Regions from separate parts of the Homo sapiens genome. Here region 2 is linked to region 1. A link is a loop called in an ENCODE intact Hi-C map of the cell type or tissue named here. Cell type or tissue: OCI-LY7. All regions are shown on one strand.

The links. Peaks named below come from ENCODE experiments on the same cell type or tissue, not always from the same donor. Only the 100,000 strongest peaks of a DNase experiment are listed, where the experiment ranks them.
Region 2: it touches region 1 in a loop (2.1-fold over the local background); 9 of 110 quality-filtered maps call a loop at or near these places.

The regions. Positions count from the first base shown.
Region 1 is chr3:168,161,648-168,169,647 of GRCh38, reverse strand. No RefSeq gene overlaps it. Among named protein-coding and RNA genes, the nearest start is that of GOLIM4, 70 kb to the right of the region's middle. In OCI-LY7, CTCF peaks have their summits at 3,585 and 3,801 (motif pointing right); a DNase peak (open chromatin) is centred at 3,827; H3K4me3 peaks cover 436 bases; H3K27ac peaks cover 412 bases.
Region 2 is chr3:167,840,338-167,848,337 of GRCh38, reverse strand. No RefSeq gene overlaps it. Among named protein-coding and RNA genes, the nearest start is that of SERPINI1, 110 kb to the right of the region's middle. In OCI-LY7, no CTCF peak of the experiment used is centred here; DNase peaks (open chromatin) are centred at 4,227 and 4,577; H3K4me3 peaks cover 1,785 bases; H3K27ac peaks cover 2,210 bases.

The DNA.
Region 1 (8,000 bases):
GCCTTTTCACCAAATAGTGCTTGAGCAACTGAACATCCATAGGGGAAAAAGTCAATCTCAAACAGTCTCACAGCTCATATAAAAACTAACTCACAATGGTGCATCGATTTAAATGTAAAACATAAAACTATAATTTAAAAATATATTACGTACGTTAATATAATAGAAACTATGTTTTACAAAATAAACAGAAGAAAATCTTTGGGATCTAGCACTAGCAAAGAGTTCTTAAACTTGACAACAAAGGAATGAATCCCAAAAGGAAAAATCCGTAAGTTGGACTTCAAGAAAATTTAAAATTTTTGCTCTGGAAAAAAACTATGTGAAGAGAATGAAAAGACAATCTACAACGCAAGAAAAAAGCATCTGCAAATCATATAGGCTAGAAAGGGCTAGTATCTCATATATGTGTGTGTGTGTATATATGTATATGTGTGTGTATATATATACATATATATACATATATATGTGTGTGTATATATAATACATATATATACATATATGTGTATGTGTGTATATATATATATATAACTCAATGGTAAACCACTAATCCAATTAGAAATGAACAAATGACATGATCAGACATTTACTAAAGACAATATACAGATGACAAATACAAACATGAAAAGATGTTCAACATCATTAGCCATCAGGAAACTAAACATTAAAACCACAAACCACAGTGCAATATCACTACACGTCTATGAGAATGGCTAAAATACAACATAGTGACAACACTAAATGCAGCAAGAATGCAGAGAAACCGTTATCACTCATGCATTGCGGGTGGGAATATAAAATGGTGCAACCATTCTGAAAGGTAATTTGGCTGTTTCTTATAAAACTAAACATATAATTACAGAAATTGCACTCTAGGGCATTTATTCCAGAGAAATAAAAACTTATGTTCATACAAAAACCTGTACAATATTTGTATGAATGTTCACAGCAGCTATATTCCTAACAGCCAAAAACTGGAAGCAACCCAGGTGTCCTTCAATGGGTGAATGGTTAAACGAACTGTGGTACATATATCACAGAATACTACTCATCAATAAAAGGGAAGGAACTGTAGTTAGATAATGTTTAGATAATTATGCTGAGTTCATCTCAAAAGACTACATATTATATAATTCTATCTATATGCCATTTTTAAATGACAAATTTTAAGTGGTTTTCATGTGTTAGGTGTCAGACAGAGGGAGTCAAATGTAGGTGGTTATAAAAGCGCAATACTAGGAATCCTAGTGGTGATGAAAGTGCTCTGTATCTTGACTCTGGTGGGGGATACCTGAGGCTACCTGAATCTCCACATGTATTATAATGTTATAGAACTAAATACACACACACACTAATGAGCACAAGTTTTTTTAAAGAGAAAAAAAGATGAGCTTTTAAAATTTTTGGAATAAATTCATCTTTTCATAAGTTTTTGTTGTTGTTGTTGTTGTTGTTGTTTCAGATGGAGTCTCGCTGTGTCGCCCAGGCTGGAGTGCAGTGGCACGATCTCAGCTCACTGCAACCTCCGCGTCCCGGGTTCAAGAGACTCTCCAGCCTCAGCCTCCCGAGTAGCTGGGCTTACAGGCGCGCGCCACCACACCCGGATAATTTCTTGTATTTTTAGTAGAGACAGAGTTTCGCTATGTTGGCCAGGCTAACTTTCAACGCCTAGCCTAGAGTGCTCCACCGGCCTTGGACTCCCAAAGTTCTGGGACTACAGACATGAGCCACCGCGCCCAGCCACCTTTTCATAGGTTTAAGAGAGAAGGTAATTGTGCAAAATATGGAAAAGCAAGTCACAGAATGTGAGAAAATATTTACAAAACTCAGAACATTGCTGAGCTCTTCCCCTTCCACTAATCAATCCTTCTTCTTTCCACCAACGATACTTCCTGGTCTTGTAAATTCCAAGATTCTCTGCTGTGCTGCACTCATTTGGTATTTAATGTACACTACTCGTTTGTGATCCATTCGTGCACATGTGTATGGCACATCTCCCCAGTGAGGCTGCACGCCTAATATGCCCCATAATGCCTACTAGAGTGAATTCATCTGTTTAATGTTCAAGGTAAAATCTGGTTATTCTAAACCAAGGAAATTTTTTCTTTTTTCCATATTTATTTATCTTCCCTCTATTTCTTTTTTTAAGATAGACAATTCTTTCAAAATTGTATATTTACAGAAGAACTGAGATAATCGTACAGATAGTTTTCATATCCCCACCACCCAGTTTCTTCTGTTATTAACAGCTTACATTAGTATGGTACACTTGTTACAATTGATGAACCAATATTGATACATTATTATTAACTAAGAGTCCATTGTTTTTTCAGAGTTCTTTATTTTTTACTTACCATCTTTCCCTGTACATGGGTCCTATGCAGTATATCACATTACATTTACCAGTTATGTCTTTTTAGTTTCTTCTTTGCTGTGACAATTTTTTAGACTTTCCCAATAAAACCTTTTTAGAAACTTTAAGATTTTTTTCTTGAGAATTATCTGGGATAGGTACTTTCTTAAACCTTTTATCTTTGCTGACGGTATCATAATTCTAATGAGGTTAAAAAATGAAGTAAGAAACTCACATGGCTCATCAGACTGTGTCTTTTCACCCTACATAGTCATTCTCTAAAATACCTAAGGGAAAGAAGCTGGTGAATAGAAATCTATTTCCAGACATACTTTTAAGGACACTGACTTAATCATTCCTCCCACTCTCCATTTCTACATTTAGGGTCACCACATTTGGTTGGGCAGATTGTTCACGGCACCAAGGCACTCAGCCAAAGGGTGGGATAAAATCCACACCACACTCTACTCCCCAAGCTATATACCCATGGATTGTCTCTCCTGTAGGAACTGCTTATGACTAATTTACACAGAGGTGCCATTTGAGCTGGGGAGGTTGGGGTTTCTAAATATAGATAATTCTACTGCCCATTTGTCTTTTAAATTTATAATTCTTCTCTGATGCTCAAGTTAATATCATTTTATCCCTTACCTGAACCATTGCAATTACCTTCTCATTGCAATGAATACATACAAAACACTTTAGCATAACATAAAACATCTTCAGCTATCTGTCCTCAGCTTACCTTATTGGCTTCATCTACCTTTGCTATCCAGCATACAGCCTATTATCTAGCTACATGGGGCTATCTGAACATAAGCTCTTTTGTGCCTGTAGAAAATGGGGCAAAAGAAGCCCAAAACAGATCTCGAGAATTCGAGGTCAGAGAACTGTGACCCAGTTCCTAGATGAAGCCAAGGGAAGCATCAAGACTCTAACATAAAAATGGATGTTCAGTGTGTCTAAGCAGATGGGGCAGTATACAGCCATACAAAAACAGCAGAATGTTTGAGAAGGTATTGGAAATATCTAAGAGAGAGGCAGACTCAAAAGAACCCTTTGCTTAGAAACAAGAGCTGATTCAGCAGTGACCTGTGGGGGCCAATGTTCAAAGAAGAAAAAAATCTCAGCTGAAGACAATAACGCAGAGGGCTAGATGAACCCTTCCTTCTGCAGATTCCTCACCACAACTAAACCCTGTAACTCAGACCTACCCAGGTCAGGGGGAAAAGAGGTACTAAAGTGACTGAGATTGAGTTTTTGCCACCAAATGAAATGGAGGTCTGAGTTCATAAACCCAACTACAAACAATTACTAAATATTTCCCAGTATTTATTAATGTGTCTGATACATAGGATGCTCTCAAAGAATGTTTATTGAAAGAATGAACAAAACTCCTAATAATTATTTTAGGCCATCTCCAAGTCCTAAAATCCTGTCGTTTCCCACTAGGTGGCGACCATTAGCTGGAGTTCTTTACTTCCTGTGTCGTTACAGGATGATTTTCCCCAGTGACCCATGGATTCTAGTTTGTAGTTGGCAGAGGTCTTTCAGACAATTTTATTGGAATCTTTTTGATTTCTTCATATGTGAAACTGGGATTTTTGTCTCTAATCTTTCCCAGGCTGCCTCTGTAACTGCTGGGGAAGAAAGACGGAAGAATTGCTGCAGTTCATTTAAATACCAGAGCAACCACAGTAAACACGTCCCTTTCCCTCTCTTAAAAATGTTCTTTGGACATAGCCTGTGCAGGATTTTTCTCCCCTCTGCAAACATTTCTCAGGTCTGTCTCTCCTCCATGTTCCCCACCCCTGTTTAACTATGAGAAGTATTACTCCTTTTTAATTTATTTTTAAAAATTTCTAATTGCCTGAACATAAGAAAACAACTAGAAAAACTTACTTAGAAAACAAGCTTCTCAAGATGTAATTTAAAAATTAGAACATTGTCATATACTCACCCTCTCAAAAACAAAATTTACAGAAAATCTCAGTTACTTGAAAGTGAATAGTGAAGGGACTAGAAAAATTAGTAAAAACTACTGTAAAGGAGGGAGTAAAAAAAAAGTTTAAACGTGTTTCATTCTGACCTGAGACCTGAGAAAACATGTAGAGGACACCACTGAATCACCTCAATGAGCTTTGTGGAATTTTGTTTTTTCTGGGGTTTCTAGTCCTCATTCTAGTGTACACACTCTGCTGAGGCATCATCTCGGGCAGTTTTTGTCACGCGCCAATCCCAATACTGGAAGGCTTTTTCCTGCTGATTTCCCAGCCTATCTCTTCAGGAGGCTCTGGCCTCACTCACTCCTCAGGTGTGGCTTTGTGGACCCAGTGACTTGCTATAAATTTCCATCTGGATGTCTCCCAGAAAACCCAGATTCAAGAGGTCCAAAGCCTGATTTCACCACCACCCCCTGTAGGTCCCTTATCTGAAACAATGATATCACCATCCACTCAGGACAGAAACCTGGGAATTCCCCCAAAATCTTCCTTTTTCCTCACCCCAAACCGAATCCATCACCCAGTCCTGTCATTTGTATCTCTTGTCTCTATCCTTTCTGCTGTATTCCTAATGCAGGTTGAGTATCACTTATTCAAAATGCTTGGGACTAGACGTGTTTAAAATTTGGGATTTTTTCAGATTTTGGAATGTTTGCATATACATGATGGAATACCTTGGGGATGGAATTCAAGTCTAAACATGAAATTCACCTGCATTTTGTATACACCTTATACACATAACCTGAAAGTAATTTCATACAATATTTTTATTAATTGTGGGGCTTTATGGAGAACCTGCCTTTGGCACATTGGGCCTTCACATGTGACATTTTATTACCCTCTGTGGACTTGTTGTGGGGGGTACTCAGGGCACGGTGGAAAGGATATATCACAGCTGTATGTGGTGCACCTGCATTTTGACCACAACCTGTTACATGAGATCAAGTGTAAAATGTTTCACTTGTGTCATATTGGCACTCAAAACATTTCAAATTTTGGAGCATTTCAGATTTTGGGTTTTCAGATTAGGGTTGTGCAACCTGTATCCCTCTCTTGGTTTAAGACCTAATCAGCTCTCACTTGAATTGCTTCAGGATCTTAACAAATTTAATCGCCTCACCACCCTCCAAGTCATCACCTCATGGTCCCCAGATTGGTCTTTCCAGAACACAAATGTGATCAGGCATCTAATTCCTCTGCTTAAAACTCTATTCTATCTCTAGAATAAAAGTCCACACTCTTCCAGAAAACCCCGAGTCAGCCCCTGAGTACTTCTCTATCATCCACCACTGCTACTGACCTGAACCCTGCATTCCACCCGTCAAAACTACTTACATCCACAAAGGGGCCCTACCCTTGTGTGTCCCTATGCCTTTATTAACGCTCATGTTGCACCCTTTCTCTGGAATATCCTTCTGTCTCCCTCTTCTCCCATATTTATCTAGAAATCTACAAAACTTCTGCTTATTTTTCAGGACCCAGATCATCCCCCAAATTAATCATTCCTTCCTCCTGGTATATTATATGTAAATCTACTATAATGGCATTATAGTTTAATGCCAGTACTGTTAGCTTTCTAACAGCAGGGACTACTCCTTATCTTTGCATTCTTTAGTGCCAGGCATTCTCCCTAGCCCTGGGACTCAGTGCTCAGAATATCTCAAACAATGAATGAATGAAGAGGCAGAATATTGATTATCAAAATTTACTGATTATTTAATGAGACAAGCACTGTGCTAAAAACTTTATAAACATTATTTCATTTAATTCTTTCAGCAGTCCAATGAGGTAAGTTCTATCATTATTCTATTTTGCAGATGATATGTTTTAAGAAGTTACCAAATATATGCAAAATCACTATATGCAAATTAGGGGCTGAGATTCGTCACCTAGTTTGCCTGACCAGAGTTCAATTTCTTAAACTCAAATATCTATACTGCTTCTTCAAAGACTGAACACAATGAAATACTGCTCTAACTTTCAAAAAAAATTGTTTTAAAGAACATCATGACTTCTACAAACTTACTGGTTGTGAGTTTGATGCTGATTCCAGGACGAAAAAGTAAGAGCGAACCTCAGACATGGTTTATGAGTACTTAGTAAGAGAAGTCAAGTACCACTGGGCATTACTAGGATGCAAAATGGTTTGTTTATCTAAGAACAGTTTCCTTCCCTTCTGAGAGGCAGGATGACTTGACTATAAAACCAGGGAAATAAAATAGCTGAGTACAGGTGTGTGATTCTCTAATATCCTTCTTAGCCCTGCCCAACTGTGTATTAGTCATGCCATTTTGGGTGTTGACCCCAGCTTCAGAGCTGAGGTCTAAATCAGTGTTTCTCCAAGCACAAGTATGTAGGACTACCATCTGTACTGCTTGATAACAATTGATTTCCAATCTTCATGCCCAGAGAGTCTGAATCCATAGATCTGGAGGTCCGGGAATCTGCCCCCAGTTGCCTCTGATACAGACAGACTAGAAACATGTGTCCAAACCAATCGCAAGTACCCATCCCTTTGCCAGGAATCTTGGTTTAAGCCAACTAGTTCAGGTGTTTTCCTGGTAATGATTACTGGTCTAGGTATAGTTGCTTGGGTGACCAACCATCTGGGTTTGCCCAGGACTTTCTTGGTTTTAGTGCTGAACGTCCCACATCCCAAGAAATCTCTCACTCCTAAGCAAATCAGGATGGTCCACTCTAGGAGGATGTCCTAATAAGGTTGAAAGAATAGTCTTTCATTTACACTTTCTCTCATTGTCACCCTCCCTCTGGACAAAAACAAGAAACCATGTTATCCTCCCTGCTATTGGCAGCCATCTTACAACCACAAAGGAAGTTGACCTGAGGACAACACATGGGAAAAGGCAGAGCCAAATTACAAACAGCAAAACAGAGTCATGGCTGTGGTTGTATCATACTTGGAGCCCTTCCTACCTCTATGCACTCATAAATGTCCTTATTGTTTACTCCAGGTTGATTTAGCATTCCATCCTTGCAAGCAAAACTATCCTAACTAATGCACTTTGGCAAATCAGGATGTTAAAAAGAAATAGGACAAAGTCTCTTAAACAAAATGAAGATGTGGGCTCAAAAACAGAACGGTAGAGTGAATATGTCACTTTTGATTGTGGATAAAGAATTTCTCTGGGTTCTGTATTACCGAAGGTTATGTGGAAAATTATGTTGAGAACCTGAATCAGTATATAAAATATTCTGTGAAAGCTGACACAATGGCCTAAATCTAGCAAGATGAAATTTAAGAGCCCTACTTTTAGACTCCAAACAGTAATTAATTTCACAAGTTCAAGATAGTGGGAACATGGCTTAAGAACAGCAAGTGTGAAAGATTTAGGGATTTTGTTTGACTGTAAGCGCAATATAAGCCAACAGTGTGATGCAGTTGCCAAAAATGCTAATGCGATTTTAGGCTGCCTTACTAGAAGTGTAACAAAGATTTCCCCCAGGCCACACCAGCCGCAATAACCTTTAAAAACAGGGGCTTTCTGCTTCTTAAACCACACGTATTCTCCCATTCAATGCATGGGACTTCTAGTTACCCTCCCTGCACCACCTCTTTCTGGGGAATTCTTTCTTTTTTTTTTGAGACGGAGTCTCGCTCTCTTGCTCAGGCTGGAGTGCAGTGG
Region 2 (8,000 bases), 320 kb after region 1:
TATGTATACAAAGGGCGGGGGGGAAATGTACATTCAAGGGATATCTGCCTCTGTTTATTGCAGCACTATTCACAGTAGCCAACCTAAATATTTATCAACAGATGAAGAAAGAACGTGTGGCATAATACAAAATGGAATACTATTCAGCCACAAAAAAGAATGAGATCCTGTCATTTGTGGCAGCGTGGATAAACCTGGGGGATATTAAGTAGAGTAAAATAAGCCAAGCAAATACCATATGATCACATTCACAAGTGAATATAAAAAGTTGTTCTCATAAAGTAGAGAGTGTAGAATAGTGGTTACCAGAGGATGTGGAGGGTTAGGAGAGGGGAGATGGTGAAAAACTGGTCAGAGGGTATAAAGCCTCAGTTAGATCGAAATAAGTTCTGTTTTTTTATTGAATAGTAGAATGACTTACAGTTAATAATAACAGATTGTATATTTCAAAATAGTTACGAGAAGTTTTGTTTTTGTATGTTTGTTTTGCTTGCTTGTTTTTTGGGAGACAGGATCTCGCTCTGTTGTCCAGGCTGGAGTGCAGTGGTGTGATCATAGCTCACTGCAACCTTGAACTCCTGGGCTCAAGCAATCCTCCTGCCTCTGCCTCTGCCTCTGCCTCTGGAGTAGCAGTAACAGGGACTACAAGCATGTGCCACCATGCCCAACCCAGGCTTTTTTTTTTTTTTTTTTTTTTAGAGACAAGGTCTTACTTTGTTGACCAGACTGGTCTCAAACTCCTTGCCTGCTGGTCTTGAACTCCTGGCCTCATGTGACCCTGCCTTGACCTCCCAAAGTGCTGGAGTTACAGGCATGAGCCACTGTGCCCAACCTAGAAGAGAGGTTTTATAATGTTCTCGTGACAAAGAAATAATAAATGTTTAAGATGATAGGTATGCTAATTACCCTGTTTTGATTATTACACAATGAATACATGTACAGAAACATGTTATACCTCATAAATATATACAATTATCATATGTCAGTCTTAAATATTTTTAAAGTTAAATATTGAAAAAAATTTAATGTAATAGGCTCTCTGGATTATTCAATAAATGCCTTTGAAACAGCCGATCAACTATTTGTAATAATTCATAATAAAAATGGAATTTGATTTCTAGAACCATATGTCCAAATATTCTAAAATAAACTCCATATGGGCTGAATATCCAAATGCAAAATGAAACAGAAATGCTAAAGAATGTATAAGTGATTGTACATATTCAGCAGAAAACATAAAGAAAAATATTGACAGATTTTTTTTTTAATTCAGGACATTAAAAACATCCTAAACTAAATTTAAAGGCAAACCAGAACGCAGAAGAAATTTTCACAATACATAAGAAAAGGCTGATATACTTAATATAAAAATCTTAAAGAACTATAGGGAAAAAAGATAAAGAGCTAGTTAAGATACAGGGGAAGGCATGAAAGAGAAATTTCCAAAAATGAAACGAGTAAAATCTATTACATATAACTAGCAAAGATTTTTTAAAATAATAAATGCTACTCTGAAGCACGGGGTCTCTCATATTCTGCTGGTAGAATTTAATATAATCTTTTTGGATTATGTTATTTGAAATTTAGCAATTTCAAAACATACTTTAAACCTAAAAAACTATATAAGGTTTTTGACCCAGAAAGTTTACTTTATAGATTATATTTCCAGAAATTCTAGGAAAGAAGGATTGATTGAATAAAACATGTTACTGATGTACAATGAAATTTCATTTGGGAAATATGTGAAGATAAATGGTTAATATTATGAAAATATTTTTAGAATACAATTTTTAAATATGGTAAGAGGAAGTATCATCTCATTTTCCCCATGTAACTGTAAAATACACAAAAAAAGATAAAAGTGGTTATTTCTGAGCAGCAAAATAATGATAATTTTTTTCTCCTTTTGGCTTTTCAGAATTTTGAATTTTTTTCTCATTTCTACTTTTAAAAATTTACTTTTAAAATTATGAAATAATGCATGAATACAGAAACTTATAAAGTATAATATGAGAAATATCCCAGAATGGAAAACTCAACAGTGCCCAATATCAACAACATTTACTATGTTAATTTCAAGATTTTTTCTTTTTCCTTTTTCATTGGTTATTTTTCAAAATTCAAAGAGTACAGTAAGATTTGCACTTCATAAGGAAGTAAGAGAATTAGTCATTACTTTCTTAGCTTAAAAAATGTTAAATTATGGGAAACAATCATTTTCTGACATTGGACTAAGATGGTTAGTACTGTGATTCTTTAGAAAAGGCAAACAAAGCAGGTGAATACTAGAATCACCTGTACTTTCTGCCTGGAGATAGTTGTTGGACTGCAAGATAGACACATTTGACATCTCCCTTGAATACCCTTTCTTGATTCCATTTCTAGTCTTTTTTCTCCATCTTCACTCTCCTGGATTTTTTTTTTAAATCAATCCACACAGTTTAAAAAATACTTTTACTATCTATACATTACTTCTATCTTAGTCATTTGGGGCTGCCATAACAAAGTACCATAGATTAGGTGGCTTATAAACAGCAAGAATTTATTTCTCACAGTTTGGGAGGCTAGAAGTCCAAGATAAGAATAGTCGCTTCTGGTGAAGGCCCTCTTCCAGGTTGCAGACTTCCATATTTTTGTTGTATCTTCATGTGGTAGAAAGAAAGTAAGCTCTCTGGGGCTCCTTTTATAAGAGCATTAATCCAATTAATGAGGGTTCCCTCTTCATGACCTAATCACCTCCCAAAGGCCCCACCTTTTAATATCATCACACTCGGAGTTAAGATTTAAACATATGAGTGGGCAGAGGAACACAAACAGTCCATAAAAGTACTTTTATAAAAATAGTATCACACGCACTAGAGAGATAGCTAGATGATAGATAGACAGATAAATAGATAGATAGACACACACCACCTAATCTATGGTACTTTGTTATGGCAGCACCAACTAAGACAGAAATAATGTATAGATAGTAAAAGTATTTTTAAAACCTATATATATATTTTTTTGCTCAATACTGTTTTTGAGATTTAATGTATACTAATCCCTGAAACTTCAGTTTACTCTTTTTCACTAACACAGTGTTCTATTGTGCAAATCTATGATAATTTATTCATTCATCTCTGCTTTGATGGACATTTAGTTCATATTTTATACAGTGAGTCAATATTACTTTTAAAAAATTACAAACATTATTGGGTTGGTGATGAAAAAATATTAAATGAAGGGATTCCAATAATATATTTGACTGCAGTAGCTTATAGGAATTATCTGATTTTGCCATTAAAATGCAAATATTCACTGATAAGTTCTTTTTATATAGACATAAACTCTGTTTATAACTCATAACTTAAAATTCTTTTGTCTCCCATTTTTAAAAACCCTTTACTGTATAAAAGACTAAAAAGAATTTAAAAGAAAAAACAAAAACCTATTGTTACCTGTTTGTAATGGAAGTTTCCTAGGTAATCACATATCTAGCAAAAAGAGACAGTTTTAGCCTTGTTTAAAGGTCAACTGATTATTAATGTGCAATTCACCATTAAGTTGACATAAGGTTACTTATTTTTTTGAACCCAAATTTGGGACTCATGCTCATCCCTCTATCCCAGGAGTCTAGCAAATAATAGACAGCCAGTAAATATTTGTGGAATAAATTGATGTTGAATGTATTGATTTTTGCCTTTGAGAGAAAGTCTGGGAGAGGGCATGTTGGTGTCAAATGTGGACATTTCAGAATGTTGTATAATGAAATTTCAGAGTGTTTTATAATGAAAATTCTGGGCAGATTACATTCTTTAAATGGGTGTTATCCTAGAAAATCTGAGACTTGGTTTTGGTAAATCATAATAGATTCTTGTCTGCCTTGCTGACCCCTTTACTCAATACCTACTAGATGGCATTAAGACTTTAATGAAGAAGAACCAGATAGCAACATAATGGCTTATAAATCAACCCTCATTTAGGGAAATATATATGCAACATATGTGTATATACAGATCATATATATCATCCTTTTACTAGAAATTTCAAAAAGTTGACATATATTGATTCTTTTAAAATGTTATAGTTTTTGTTTATCGTTTGTTATTTTCTGTTTATACTTATTCTGATTTTTTCAATATACACACCTATGTAATTCAGCCATTTTCTGTTTTCAAGCTAAAACCTTTTTGTAGGTAATGTACATTTCCCCTCTTAACTGTCATGTTTTATTTCCTGTTAAAAAAGTGATTTATATAGTGAGGTAATTTGGAAAGGAAGTGAAACTGATGTCTAACTACTGTATGGTTGGAGTCATTCTTTTAAATGTGCTGGTGAAAATTGTTTACCGATCAATTTTTAAGGCTTATGTTCCATGCATTTAGTTTTCATTCAGTGATTTGCTCAGCAATATTTTTGAGTGCCTAAAATATGACAAATTAATTGTAGCAGTTTGGTGCAAAAGTACCTGCGGGTTTTGCCATTAAAAGTAATGTGCTGACATTACTGAATAATAACTGTGCTGACAATGTTGGTAGTACCAAGCTTTGTGTTCTATGGCACCACAACTAACATGCAGTTTAGTGTAGTGATTAAGAACAGTGGCTCTGAAGAAGTGCCAGGACTTAAATTTTAGCTGTGTGACCCTGAGCACAACATAAAACTGCTTTGAGCTTCAGTTTCCTCATTTTTAAGTGGAGACGATGGTTATGTTGGGCCAGAGCTACATCTCTTTGGGTCTTGTTTTCCTCAATTATGAAATAGAAGGTTGAACTAGGTTCTCATTAAGGGCAAACAAATGATTATTTGTGGAATGAGGAGGTACTTCTAGCAGAAAGCAATTGTACCTGTATTGCCTTAGAATAAATTAGACATGCTAGGAGGTCTCTAGGGGCTAGTCAGAAGTATAAATACTGTGCACTGAGATAGCTATTCTGTTCCTGAGATGTGCACAGGTTAAGCTTCTGTAGCGTTTATATTGCTATACCTGGGACTTATGCCAATTACTAACAATGATTATTCAGCCATTCTTTCTTTAACATAGTCAATAAAAAGTTATCTTTGTCAGGGCTGAAACTGAACAGTCACTGCTAAAGGAATCATTGCTTATATTTCTTCCCACTTTTAAGACTGTTAAGGAACGTCTTATAGACAGTCATAACACCAGATAAATTACTACTGCATATGTTACTCATAGAATTGTATTAGTCCGTTCTCATGCCGCTATAAAGAAGTACCCAAGACTGGGTAATTTATAAAGGAAAAAGGCTTAATTGACTCACAGTCCAGCATGGCTGAGGAGGCCTCAGGAAACTTATAATCATGGCAGAAGGCAAAGGGGAAGCAAGGCATCTATTTTGCAGGGTGGCAGGACGGAGTGATTGCAAGCAGGGGAAATGCCAGACGCCTATGAAACCATCAGATCCTGTGAGACATGCACTCTCACAAGAAAAGCATGGAGAAAACTGCCCCACGATCCAATCACCTCCACCTGGTCCCACGCTTGACACATGGGGATTATGACCCAATTACCTCCACCTGGTCCCACCCTTGACACATGGGGATTATGGGTAATGTGGATTACAATTCAAAACGAGATTTTGAGTCACGACACAGCCAAATCATATTAAGTATTTGCGGAGTGTGTCAGAATTCTGATACTTAAAAATTGGAACTATTTCTTTTTGAAAACCACTTCCAAATGTTTATTTCAAAGATCACATTTGATGGCTTGTTAGTTTTCTATACTTTTATTTAAAATTGTTCTATTTTCATCATTGCCATTATAGTATTTGGAGTAGGTAGTGTGTTTTAGACTGTTGCTTTTGTTACTTTGGTTTTGTTTGACATTTTGGGTTTTGGAGTTTTATCTGTTCTGCTTGATTTTGAAACTTATTTTCAGAACTAAGTTCTTAGAATGAATAACTTGAACTCAGCTTGTTTCCCAGGAGGAAAAATGTACACAAAACTGTTAAATTTGTCTGCAATTCTTCCCTCACCTGTACTGATATAATTTAGAACTTCCATGTTGCTTTATATTTTCAAAGTATTTTAGCGCTATTTTAATTTGTGTTATGCTTGTGGAATAAGAATGCCAAAAATACCCTAAAAGTAGGTTAGTTTATAAGGAATCTGTAAACATCTTGATTTTCCAAAAGAAAATAAAGGCCTAAACTAAAAATCAGAAATAACAGGTACAAATATTTAAATAAATGGAGTATGAAAAAGAAAAGTGTTTCCTGTGACAGAAGAAGAGGAAGGCTATTAACAAATGCTATTTTTGTTGTTGTTGTTTGTTTTAGAGAAAGGGTCTCGTTATGTTGCCCAGATTGAACTTGAACTCCTGGACTCAAGTGATCTATCACCTAAGGCTTCCAAATAGCTGGGACTATAGGCATATACCACTCACTGCACCTGGCTAATAAATGCTATTTTAAAAAAACAAGTTTAATGGGTTTCTTTTTAAACAGTACTTTAAAAATGTATTATATTGCATACAATAAGATGCACAAACCCTCAATTTGCACAGCTCAATTAATTTTGACAAATACCCGCCTTTAGCATCCCTCCATCACACAACTTGCATTAAGATCCTAGCTGCCTACAGACACATCTGTCTCTCCCTCCCCTCCCATCCCCTTCCACTAGAGTGTAAATTCTCTCAAGGTAGAGACTTGACTTAGGCTCACTTGCTTTCCTATGCCTTCACAGATCCCGGTGGGTACTCAATAAGTGGCGAATAAATTAATGAATAAGTACACATTCATTGATAGTCTATCCTATTAATAAGCCTAGTTACTTTTCTTAGTAGCTCAGACCTGGGAGGACATGATAAAGTTGTGTGTCCTCAATATCTTTAGCAGCCTCACCTCCGTCAGGTCTCTTCTTCACTGCAGTTCAGAGCTCCTCAAAGAGAGGCAATTAGGCAAAACATGCAAAATCATGGGGCAGACTTCTCCAGGAAACAAAAGGTTGTTTCAAATGTTTGGTTTTCAGAGTCAGAAACAGAGAGGTGGTAAAAAACCTAATCAATACCTGCCAGTTGACCTCTGGGGGCTACTCAAGGGGCTACTTGAGATGCCAGGGCTTGAAAATCCTTCTTAGAACTTACTCTTCATTATTCAACAATGTTTAGTGAGAGCAACCTCATAAAGATCAAGCATTAATTTAAAGTAAATTTGGACCAGGTGCAGTGGCTCATGCCTGTAATTCTAACACTTTGGAAGGTCGAGGTGGGAGGTTGGCTTGAGCCCAGAAGTTTGAGAACAGCCTGGGCAACGTAGTGGGACCCTGTCTCTACTAAAAAATAATTAGCTGGGTGTGGTGGCATGTGCCTGTAGACCCAGATACTCAGAAGACTGAGGTGGGAGGATCCCTTGAGCCCAAAAGTTGGAGGCTGCAGTGATCCATGATCACACGACTGTACTCCAGCCTGGTCAACAAAGTAAGACCTTATCTCAAAAAAAATAATAAAATAAAATAAATTTGTATTACTGATTGGAGACCACATTGCTATCTTGGGAAAGTATATTACATAGTATACTATTTGGTAAAAGGTAAAGGAAAAGAAAAATAGAAAAAAGTGAAAAGGTATAAACCATGCTTATGAGAATAAATTAGTTACATGCATGCTTGGAAAGGTCAAAATAGGCTAACTGACATAATAAACAAACAGACTCAAATTTAGTGGCTTAACTGTACCAGCTGTAGGTTTTGCTAATGCGCAGGCCAACTAGGTATTCCTGGTTCCATGGCTCTTCTGGGCATTTCTCCTACAAGTGGCAACTCGGAGCCAGGCTCCTGCCCTCTTGGGGTTCTTCCAAATCCTAGGGCCCAGGCGTCTCTCTGGACATGCTGCACTCAGCCAGCAGATGATGGGAGAGAAAGAACTGGAGGACAGAGAAGTGACATATATATATCTGCTCACATACCTTTGGCTAGACTTTGGTTCCTTGGCTGCATCCAACAGCAAGGCAAGATAGGACATGTAACCACTGTGTGCCCAGTGAAAAGGGACC